Regions from separate parts of the Homo sapiens genome. Here region 1 is linked to region 2. A link is an interaction called in ENCODE POLR2A ChIA-PET data of the cell type or tissue named here. Cell type or tissue: PC-9. All regions are shown on one strand. Each heading gives the region's core, and the rest is flanking DNA. Links, peaks and the distances in the headings are about the cores only. Region 1 overlaps XRCC2 (X-ray repair cross complementing 2). Region 2 overlaps KMT2C (lysine methyltransferase 2C).

Region 1 (5,388 bases), core at 223-5,222, 340 kb before region 2:
TAAAGACATACCCAAGACTGGGCAATTTACAAAAGAAAGAGGTTTAATTGGACTTACAGTTCCATGTGGCTGGGGAAGCCTCACAATCATTGCAGAAGGCAAGGAGGAACAAGTCCCATCCTACGTGGATGGCAGCAAGCAAAGAGAGCTTGTACAGGAAAATTCTCCCTTATAATAAGCATCAGATCCCATGAGACTTACTCACTATCACGAGAACAGCACAGGAAAGACCCGCCCCCATGATTCAATTACCCCCACTGGGTCCCTCCCACAATACGTGGGATTTCAAATGAGATTTGGGTGGGGACACAGCCTAACCATATCACCTGCAGAACTGAGGCCCTCACCACGCTAAGTGTGAGCACCCTGTGGTCTCTGGGCAGCAGGCTCCACACCTGGCAGTTTGCTCCTCTTGCTTTGCCTCCTATGTTGGTCCCTGTGTCAACCCTGGTCTAGGACTTTCTTACCTGCTGAACTCTGCCACCAAAGCCACACACTCCACCTGTCATTCCCTACCAGACCCGCTTCCATTTAAAATGCCAGTTTCACAATTGGCTTTTAGGCCCTTAACCCTCACAAACCAAGACTTATATTTTTATTCTTTAGATGTCTCTCAAGAGGATCTTGAGAAGAAGGTAACTGATGAAGCACATTCAGAAGATCCTGGGTTTTGTGCTGGGGACAGAATACTCAAGTCCCAACCTTAGAGAAGCTAGCAGGAAATGTAATCAAGTAAATAGTGATTATATAGTGTGATCTGTGTGATGATGGGAGATGATAGAGTTTGCTTTCCCTACCTCAGTGTTATTAGGAGCAAACAGGATATGTCTGAAGCAGCCTCTTTAAGGCATGCAGTACTCTAGAAAGGTGAGTAGCTGTGGGTCGGCCTCTCTGGCTGCCTCTATGGGAGCAGGAGAGGGAGGATTTGCTGTGGTCTGCTTCTTGGTTTCCCCGTCTGCGCTTCTGCATGGTCCCTTGTTCTCTATCACATAGGGCAGTAAAAGATGCTTGGCAGGAGTGGCGGGTTCAGCATAGCTCCTCAGTAACATAGTAAGAGAGGGCACACTGAACATCTGGGTGGAATACAGGTTTAGTTGCTATGTTAACTTTTAATTAGATGGACAATTGTTAATATGAAAATAGTTTTACTCCTTGAGCCTAGAATCTTTTTTTTTTTCTTTTCTTTTCTTTTTAGAGACAGGGTCTCCCTCTGTTGTCTGGGCTAGAGTGCAGTGGCATGATCATGGCTCACCGTAGCCTCAACCTCACAGGCTCCCACTTCACCCTGAGTAGCTGAGACTGGGACTGTAGGCACATGCTACCACGCCCGGCTATTTCTTTTTTTTAATTTTTTGTAAAGGCAGGGTCTCCCTATGTTGCCCAGGCTCGTCATGAACTCCTGGGCTCAAGTGATCCTCCCACTTCAGCTTCCAAAGTGCTGGATTACAGATGTGAGCCACTATGCCCAGCCATGTGTAGAATTCTTAAATACAAAAGAGAAGTCTATGAGAACTGATAACATACTATGCTATAAGAAAGCTGAAGCCAGGCATGGTGGCTCATGCCTGTAATCCCAGCACTTTGGGAGGCTGAGGCAGGCAGACCACTTGAGCCCAGGAGTTCAAGACCAGCCTGGGCAACATGGTGGAACCCAGTCTTTACAAGAAATACAAAAATTAGCCAGGCATGATGACACATGCCTGTAGTCCCAACTACTTGAGAGGCTGAGGTGGAATCATTTTTTAAATTTCTTCTTAAGGTAAATTTAGAATTGCAAGTTGTATGTAAGATTATGGTGGAAATTTGGTGCAGTCTTGGCTCACTGCAGCCTCTACCTCCTGGGTTCAACTGATTCTCCAACCTCAGCTTCCCAATTAGCTGGGACTACTGATGCACACCACCATGGGTGGCTTTTTTTTTTTTTTTTTAATTGTAGAGTTGGGGTCTCACTATATTGACCAGGCTGATATTGAACTCTTGGGCTCAAGTGATCCTCCTGCCTTGACCTCCCAAAGTGCTGGGAGTTACAGGCATGAGCTACTGTACCCAGCCTAGATTTCTTATACATTATTTGTGAATACTCCAATATACAACGGTTTGTTGATAATAATAAGAAAGGCCAGGTGCGGTGGTTCACACCTGTAATCCCAGCACTTTGGGAGGCCGAGGTGGGTAGATCACCTGAGGTCAGGAGTTCGAGACCAGCCTGGCCAACATGGCAAAACCCCATCTCTACCAAAAATACAAAAATTAGCTGGGCGCGGTAGCGCACGCCTGTAATCCCAGCTACTCGGGAGGCTGAGGCAGGAGAATTGCTTGAACCCAGGAGGCGAAAGTTGCAGTAAGCCAAGATTGAACCACTGCACTCCAGCCTAGGCAACAGAACAAGACTCCATCTCAAAAAAAAATTAAAATTAAATAATAAGAAATAAAGTAATTGCATTTTTTTGTGTTTTTGTTTTTGTTTTTTGAGACGGAGTTTCGCTCTTGTCGCCCAGGCTGGAGTCCAATGGCGTGATCTCAGCTCACTGCAACCTCTGTCTCCCAGGTTCAAGTGATTCTCCTGCCTCAGCCTCTCAAGTAGCTGGGATTACAGGTGCCCACCACCATGCCCAGCTAATTTTTTGTATTTTTAGTAGGGTTTCAGTATGTTGGCCAGGCTGGTCTTGAATTCCTGACCTCAGGTGATCCTCCCGCCTCTGCCTCCCAAAGTGCTGGGATTACAGGCGTGAGCCACTGCGCCCAGCCCTTGAATCCGTATTTAGACCATCATTTGGTTGGGGCTAATAATTGGCATTTTAACATAGTGTTTCCAATCAGGTAGTTCAGCCGTAAATTAATAATGACAAGCAAGAGTTGAATGCCACTGTGAGTGCATTTTGAAAAGCTCTGGAAGCAAGGCAACTTCCCCAGTGTTGTTTGATTTAACTTGTGCTGTCCTTAGTTATTCGAGCCTAGATAGAAGGAGAGTTGGAGTCTTTAACGTTCAGAGTAGTTGACTTTGATTTTTAATGCTAGGAAAATAATTTCTAATGCAGCTGGACATGGTTTCCAGAGATAATTCAAATAGCAAAGAATAACTGAAGGCAGTTTGGGAACGTGTAAGGTTGTTTTCAGTTGAAGGATGCTGTTGGCATTTAGGGTCTGAGAGCCATGGGCTCTTGCCTCAATAATGTGTGAAACCACAAAATCCAGAATTGTTCCCCCCATAACATCAATAACACTGAGAAACCTAATTAGGGAGTGCCTTCACCTGCGTGTCATAGAAGTCCAACTTAGTGGCTTGCCCAGGTGGAGGCTTGTTTTCCTCACATCCTGAGTGGCACAGAGGCAGGCTGTGCGTGGCTGGTGGGGGCTCCGTGTGCCCAGAGTCCTGGGTACCTTCTGTCTTCCACGCCACCATCCTAAGGGTGGGTTTCATCCTCACTGCTTCCAGATGGCTGCTCCACCCCCACAGGAGGGTGCGGCAGGGCAGAAGGGGTCCCTGGATAGGAAAGAATCATCAACAGAGAGCAGCCTGCATCTCACTGGCGACAGCTGTGTTACCTGGTAACCTTGCTTTTCAAAGGAGACTATGAAAAATAGTTTTAAAGTGGACACATTTCCCTCCCCATCAAATTGGGTTTTATACTTTAGGAAGAAGGGAAGAATGGATATAGTGTAATCAACTACCAGAAAGGGTGTGTACTGTAGTCATCAGATTTTGGAAAGGCCCTAGATCTGTGGCTCTTTATTTTTGAATCTTACAAATTGAAGTGGGAGTGCATGTGAGCCTGGCCGGAGGAGAGTCCCCTAGCCTCTTCCAACCTTCCCACCAGGCTCTAATTTCCTTATTTATTGTATTTGCTTGTACAGCTCCATTTTGGCAAAAGTGAATTTAGATTTTCTTTCACATTCCAGTAAGTGTCTTTTTAAACTTTTTTGCAGACTTTGCATTTTGTAACCTACCCTTGAGCTACTGCATTTTGACTGAGATTTTTAAATTTTACACAGGTGATATTCTTGAATTTCATGGCCCAGAAGGAACAGGAAAAACAGAAATGCTTTATCACCTAACAGCACGATGTATACTTCCCAAATCAGAAGGTGGCCTGGAAGTAGAAGTCTTATTTATTGATACAGATTACCACTTTGATATGCTCCGGCTAGTTACAATTCTTGAGCACAGACTATCCCAAAGCTCTGAAGAAATAATCAAATACTGCCTGGGAAGATTTTTTTTGGTGTACTGCAGTAGTAGCACCCACTTACTTCTTACACTTTACTCACTAGAAAGTATGTTTTGTAGTCACCCATCTCTCTGCCTTTTGATTTTGGATAGCCTGTCAGCTTTTTACTGGATAGACCGCGTCAATGGAGGAGAAAGTGTGAACTTACAGGAGTCTACTCTGAGGAAATGTTCTCAGTGCTTAGAGAAGCTTGTAAATGACTATCGCCTGGTTCTTTTTGCAACGACACAAACTATAATGCAGAAAGCCTCGAGCTCATCAGAAGAACCTTCTCATGCCTCTCGACGACTGTGTGATGTGGACATAGACTACAGACCTTATCTCTGTAAGGCATGGCAGCAACTGGTGAAGCACAGGATGTTTTTCTCCAAACAAGATGATTCTCAAAGCAGCAACCAATTTTCATTAGTTTCACGTTGTTTAAAAAGTAACAGTTTAAAAAAACATTTTTTTATTATTGGAGAAAGTGGGGTTGAATTTTGTTGATATACATCATAAAATAGTCTTTTGCAGGGTACTACGCAAGCCTTAAAATTTTTCTTAAGACAGAGTCTTGCTCTGTCTCCCAGGCTGGAGTGCAGTGGCACAATCATGGCTCACTGCAGCCTTGAACTCCTGGCCTCAAGGGATCCTCCTATGTGTGCCTCCTAGAGTGCAGGGATTACAGGCGTGAGCCACTGCTCGTGGCCAAAAGTTTTCTTTTTTTTTTTTTTTCTTTTTGAAACAGTCTTACTCTGTCTCCCAGGCTGCTGGAGTGCAGTGGCACAATCTCGGCCCGCTGCAGCCTCTGCCTCTTGGGTTCAAGTGATTCTTCCACCTCAGCCTCCCAGGTAGCTGGGATTACAGGCACCCACCACCACGCCTGGCTAATTTTTGTATTTTTAATAGAGACGGGGTTTCACCATGTTGGCCAGGCTGGTCTCGAACTCCTGACCTCAAGTGATCCACCCACCTCGGCCTCCCAAAGTGCTAGGATTACAGGCCCGTGCCCAGCCCTAAAGTTTTAAACTCTAGGGGAATTAACAGTATTTCTTTACAGAATGGATTTGTTAAACTAGCACAGTAAAAGTAAAGACTATTCTGTTTCTAGGCTGTTGAATCAAAGTGATTTTAGCAATTAAACTTTGTATTAATTTACCACCAATATTTCTTCACAAAG
Region 2 (5,388 bases), core at 149-5,148:
TCTGCAATAGCTTTAAAATATTGCTCCATTTTCTAATCAGTGCTGTTACAATCAATGTTGATAAGACTAATGTCAATCTGATTGTTGCTTCTCATGGGTAGTGTTTCTAGGGGAAGAAACAAACCAGAAATGGGATATGGTGAAATAAATGTAAGCTTAATAGCTCAGAGAACATTACAAATAAGGGGATAGTAAGATACTGGCAAAGCATAAGGTGGTGGTCTCTTTTTGGAAAGAAGAAATTTTCTTTTTCAACTTGACTTGATTTTTTTTTTTGAAATTACACTACATTTAATTTGTGTATGTCTCGGTACCAGCAGACAACATAGTTTCTCATGAACTTGAAATAGGTAATTTATTACAAAAACAAAGCTAATTTTGATAAAAGTAATTAGTTGAGAGTCCAATATGATTTAAACCTAAGTTTTAAAAAGTCACCTCAAAAGGCTATAGGTTAGTTCTATCACCTGGTAATGCAAGATATGTAAGATCATGGGGTAAATACTGTAGAGGTAACTTTAATGCCCAAGAAGGAGGATTTGGGTATAGCAGCAGTAAATATCTTGTGAAGTGTAAATATAATCAAGAGGAAGCAGTCCTTTTAATTTCATTCTTTCTAAGATCTCTTAGTAAGTGTATATTCTATATATGTATATTGATTGTTGTCTCTTAATTTTTTAATGTTTTCTCCTTTTTTATTAATAGACTTAGAGCATTTTTAGGTTTACACAAAAATTGAGCTCATTCTCCCACCTCTACCCCCAGCAGTTTCCCTCATGATTAGTATTGTGTGCTGTGTTACAGTTGGTAAACCAATATGGATACATTATTTTTAACTACAGTCCATAGTTTACATTAGGGCTCAGTATCTACCATTATAGTATCATATAAAATGGTTTCACTGGCCTAAAAAATCCCCTTTGCTCCTAATCATCCCTTTCCTTCTTCCAGTTCAGCTCTTCTGCTTCCCTAAAAATCTACTACCACTCAACCCAGGAACTATTTAAGTTTATATTTTTATATCTCCCCGTGTGTATGCATGTGTGTGGTATATATATATCATGCATAATGAACGTTCTATCAAGTGGTTAAATAAAACTGTCACCATATGTTTTACAGAACTGTCATACAGTTGGGTGGCTACTAAACTCTACCTTCTTTCCCATTTTTAACTTGCATTTTTTTTGTTTCCTGAGACAGAGTCTTGCTCTGTCACCCAGGCTGGAGTGCAGTGGTTCAATCTCAGCTTACTACAACCTCTACCTCCCGGATACAAGCGAGGTGCCTCAGCCACCCGAGTAGCTGGGATTACAGGGGTGTGCCACCACACCCAGCTAATTTTTGTATTTTTAGTAGAGATGGGGTTTCACCACGTTGGACAGGCTGGTCTCGAACTTCCACCTCCCAGAGTACTGGGATTACAGGCATGAGCCACCGTGCTTGGCCCCCACCTTTAGCTTTCTTACTTGGATTTTTTTCTAGTCAAATATAAAAGAAAATAACTTTTCTAACTGCTAACTAGAATTTTTTGGATTTGATATGTGTACTACTTTTTAAAATGCTATGGAAAAGTAGAATTCCAAATGTATAATTATTAAACTTAATTGTTCTTATGGGTAATCACTGAATAGACTGTAGAAAATAGATTGAAAAGCTTAGCTTGTGCTTTAGACATAATTTAAAAGCACAAGTATCTATAGTTATCGCTTAAAGCAGTTGAATAAAGCTACTTTTCTCCTTCTCTGACTTACATTTCATTTTTACTAGTGAACAGCTCTGCGCTTTTTGTTACTGTGGGGAAAAAAGTTCCTTAGGACAAGGAGACTTAAAACAATTCAGAATAACGCCTGGATTTATCTTGCCATGGAGAAACCAACCTTCTAACAAGAAGGACATTGATGACAACAGCAATGGAACCTATGAGAAAATGCAAAACTCAGCACCACGAAAACAAAGAGGACAGAGAAAGTAAGCAGTTTCGACTTTAAATGTTGGAATAGATTAAGACTGCATATAATTTATTTCCATTATAATGTTTATAAATTTTCAAATGGGATTGTTCTTGTTGAACAGTTTCTCCTGTTCTCCACATTTATGGGATACTCTGACTCACCATTAACCCAATTAATCCAACAAACTATCCTTTTCACAAATTTTTCTTGTTATTTTTTAAAAAGTTTATATTAATTGTATATGAAAGCGGTGTGATCACAAAACTAAACTTTTGGAAGAAAACTTCAAAGAACATAACACAAGCTGAGAGGGAGGGAGTTCATGGAATTTATAAATGGAAATAATGTAATAATAAAACAGATCAATAAAGTCCTTCTTTTGTTTCTCTAAATAAGCTTTTAATTTTAAGAATATAACATAATACAATAGCAAATCCAGAATTGGTTTTCACTACTCATGTCTTTTGTGTCATTCATTCATCAATCCATTCAGTCATTTATTTAATTTATATATAAGTTTGTGTGCTTCAGAAAATGTTGCACTGTCCTATACATTCTTCCCTCCCTCCCTCCCCTGCCTTCCCTCCCAGAAGATGCTTTTTTCTTTTTTAAGGAATTTTTTTTTTGTAATGATGTGTGTATGTCTGTATTCACGGGCACATTGTAATTACCTAAAGGTCTTGTCTGATATAGTTTAAAATATTTTGTACAGTTGTGTTTAAAGACCATATTAATATGGAGACTTGGCTGTGCTGGTTAAGGGAGTAGAAGTTTCTGTAGTTGATGAGAATGTGTAAAAATTAATTTAGCTTGCAAAGCTAACACTGCCTCTTGAGGGTTATGATGTAATCACTCAAGTGCTTATCTGGCTTATATCCAAATTTAAGTACTAAATCATTGTTGTGTTGTACTTATTTGATTGGCTCATTGTTTTGAACTGCTGCCAATGCCTTGAAGACCTGAAGTAGGAAATGAAACAATAAAAAGAGGGAGAATCTTTTAAAAGAATTTAAGGTGGAACAGTTTAAGGAAACTTAGAAGTACTATATTTGGAGAGTTGTGATGTTTTGGAGGCTATAGCTTTTTCTTTAGTTGTCAGTTGAGTACACACATCTTAATAAAATAATCAAAAGGCCAGCAAACTTAAAATGTCTATTAGCAAATTTAATGGAGTGAATCAGGCTGTATCTTATATCCTCATGTTCTGCCTTAAATAATGGCAATTATATAAAATCCTCTCCTGAGAAATGGAATTGGTTTCATTTCCTTGTTTTAAAAGTGAAATTAATTTTTAGTGAAAATTCTTATGAGCTCAGATAATTATATAAAAATAGCCTTTGTTAAACGAAAGTCTTTATATATACTTAGTGCTTACCAACTTAATAAGTAATGATAATATGGCAGTTAATGAAGTACACTTAAAAATTTGGCATCATTGAAGGGTAGGCAATTAATTTAGCTTGGTAATGATTTCAAATATTTACAAAATGTATGTTGCTAATGAAGTTTAAATAGCTAGTTAATTTAAAAAACAATTTTACAAAGGTTTTGAAAATGTCTTTGCTCATTTTCACTAAATAAAAAAATCAAGAATTTTTTTCCTTTTTTTGTTTTATAACTAAGAATTTTGTGGGTATGCATTTCAGCTGATTCCTCTTGATATCTCTTTCTAAGCTGGGCTGCTGTCATCCTTAGTGTTGACATTGATATCTTACTGATATGGTATATACATACAAACCAGTCTCAAAACTTGAAGGTTGAATTTGATTAAGCTGCTGGTTAGGACCTGATTAGTAATAAATTAGTCATTCTCTTGGTTTTTTTACACCCCTTTCCCTCATCAAATACTAGTGCAAAACAGTATGCTAAAACAACATTTAGTAGTTATAGATGAACTGTTGGTCTTTTTTTTTTCTCCCAATAAAATAACAATGATTTGTAATGGAGCATATATTTGTAGGAATAGAGATTATACTTATAGGAAAGAATTTGTTCTCATTTTACTGTGGGCATTTATTAAAATGAGAATTTAAAGTTAGCATAGCATGCTATACCTTTTAAAAAAAGTCTATGCATTTCTAATGCTGAACATAAAAACATTACTGGTTATTTTTATATGGTTTGATATTTAAATGTACTTATTGAAATATGTTAATACTTTTTTTCTTTCAATGATTCCAGGTATAAAAATGTTTAGTACCCTGGTCATTGTGCTGATTTTCTCTTAATAGGAATCATGATAAATATCCAGCATACAGAAGTGCAGTGAGTTATGATCTATATTCAATAGTGATTTAATCCAGAATTATGATCAGGTTAAATACTATGATATTAGGAGAAGATTTAAGTTTTAGTGGTAGTCATCTGATTTCCCATATTTAATAATTAAGTACAATAGCCATTTTTATTTATTTAATGGTCTTAAATAATACCTAAAGTGTTAGACCTTGAAAGCCTGAAATCTCCCATATGTTGTTTACTTTATTCAATGTTCTTTTTTTAGACTATAGTTTTTGCTGTTATACTATCTTCCTTATTCTACATGCCTTTGGTAGCTATTTTGCTTTTGCTTTTTACTTCCAATTTGTGACATACAGTCTTGATTGAGAGTACTTGCAACGTCATGCCACAGACCAGCTGTTGAGATTTGTTGACGGGACCATAAGAAAGCTACAGCTGATACATTCCATTCCTCCTGCCTCTGTTTTCACACTCTGTAGTGGGTTTTCATTTTCCCTGGAAAATATCCTTTCTTTACACAGTTAACTGCCACCTCTGTTGTGGCAGTCCTCAGTCAAGATACAGCAGACTAAACATTTCTGATTTGATCAAGTTTTGTTTTGTAAGCGTTTAAGTAAAGCCAAAGGAAATACTCAGTTTATGTGTTAAATACAATTCCTGACTAGGATATGAGAGTTGGTTTTAAAAACATTATATTATGGAATGGAAAAACAAATTTACAATTTAATACTTCCCTGTGGGTTTGGAGACTCTTTTTCTTACTTGTTACTTATACGATATAATATGGCAACCCAGTTTAATATTATACCATGGATAATACTAACAGATGAATTCTAAAAGTTGTTTTATGACAGTTAATGGCTGATAAATTAAAATTGATTTGGCAGTACATTGCATTTAAACAGTTAAAAATGAAACAATTTTCTGCTTGTTTTCACTTTCACAGTTATTTTATTTTATTTTCAGAGAACGATCTCCTCAGCAGAATATAGTATCTTGTGTAAGTGTAAGCACCCAGACAGCTTCAGATGATCAAGCTGGTAAACTGTGGGATGAACTCAGTCTGGTTGGGCTTCCAGATGCCATTGATATCCAAGCCTTATTTGATTCTACAGGTATGGGCATGTTTTCAATAATGACTGCCTCTTAATTCTGGAAGCATTTTAATTTTAATACATTATTAATGTCCTCAATA

Evidence for each region. Peaks named below come from ENCODE experiments on the same cell type or tissue, not always from the same donor. Only the 100,000 strongest peaks of a DNase experiment are listed, where the experiment ranks them.
Region 1: POLR2A ChIA-PET joins it to region 2 with 11 read pairs; 2 of 35 experiments call an interaction of 5 or more read pairs at or near these places.

Annotation. Positions count from the first base shown.
Region 1 is chr7:152,647,969-152,653,356 of GRCh38, reverse strand. XRCC2 (X-ray repair cross complementing 2) reads left to right here. Exons shown (of 3, transcript NM_005431.2): 3 at 3,994-5,388. The coding sequence ends at 4,715. Among named protein-coding and RNA genes, the nearest start is that of XRCC2, 25 kb to the left of the region's middle. In PC-9, for the core only: no CTCF peak of the experiment used is centred there; no DNase peak of the experiment used is centred there.
Region 2 is chr7:152,311,718-152,317,105 of GRCh38, reverse strand. KMT2C (lysine methyltransferase 2C) reads left to right here. Exons shown (of 59, transcript NM_170606.3): 4 at 1,768-1,968; 5 at 5,160-5,308. Among named protein-coding and RNA genes, the nearest start is that of KMT2C, 120 kb to the left of the region's middle. In PC-9, for the core only: no CTCF peak of the experiment used is centred there; a DNase peak (open chromatin) is centred at 2,855; H3K27ac peaks cover 2,576 bases.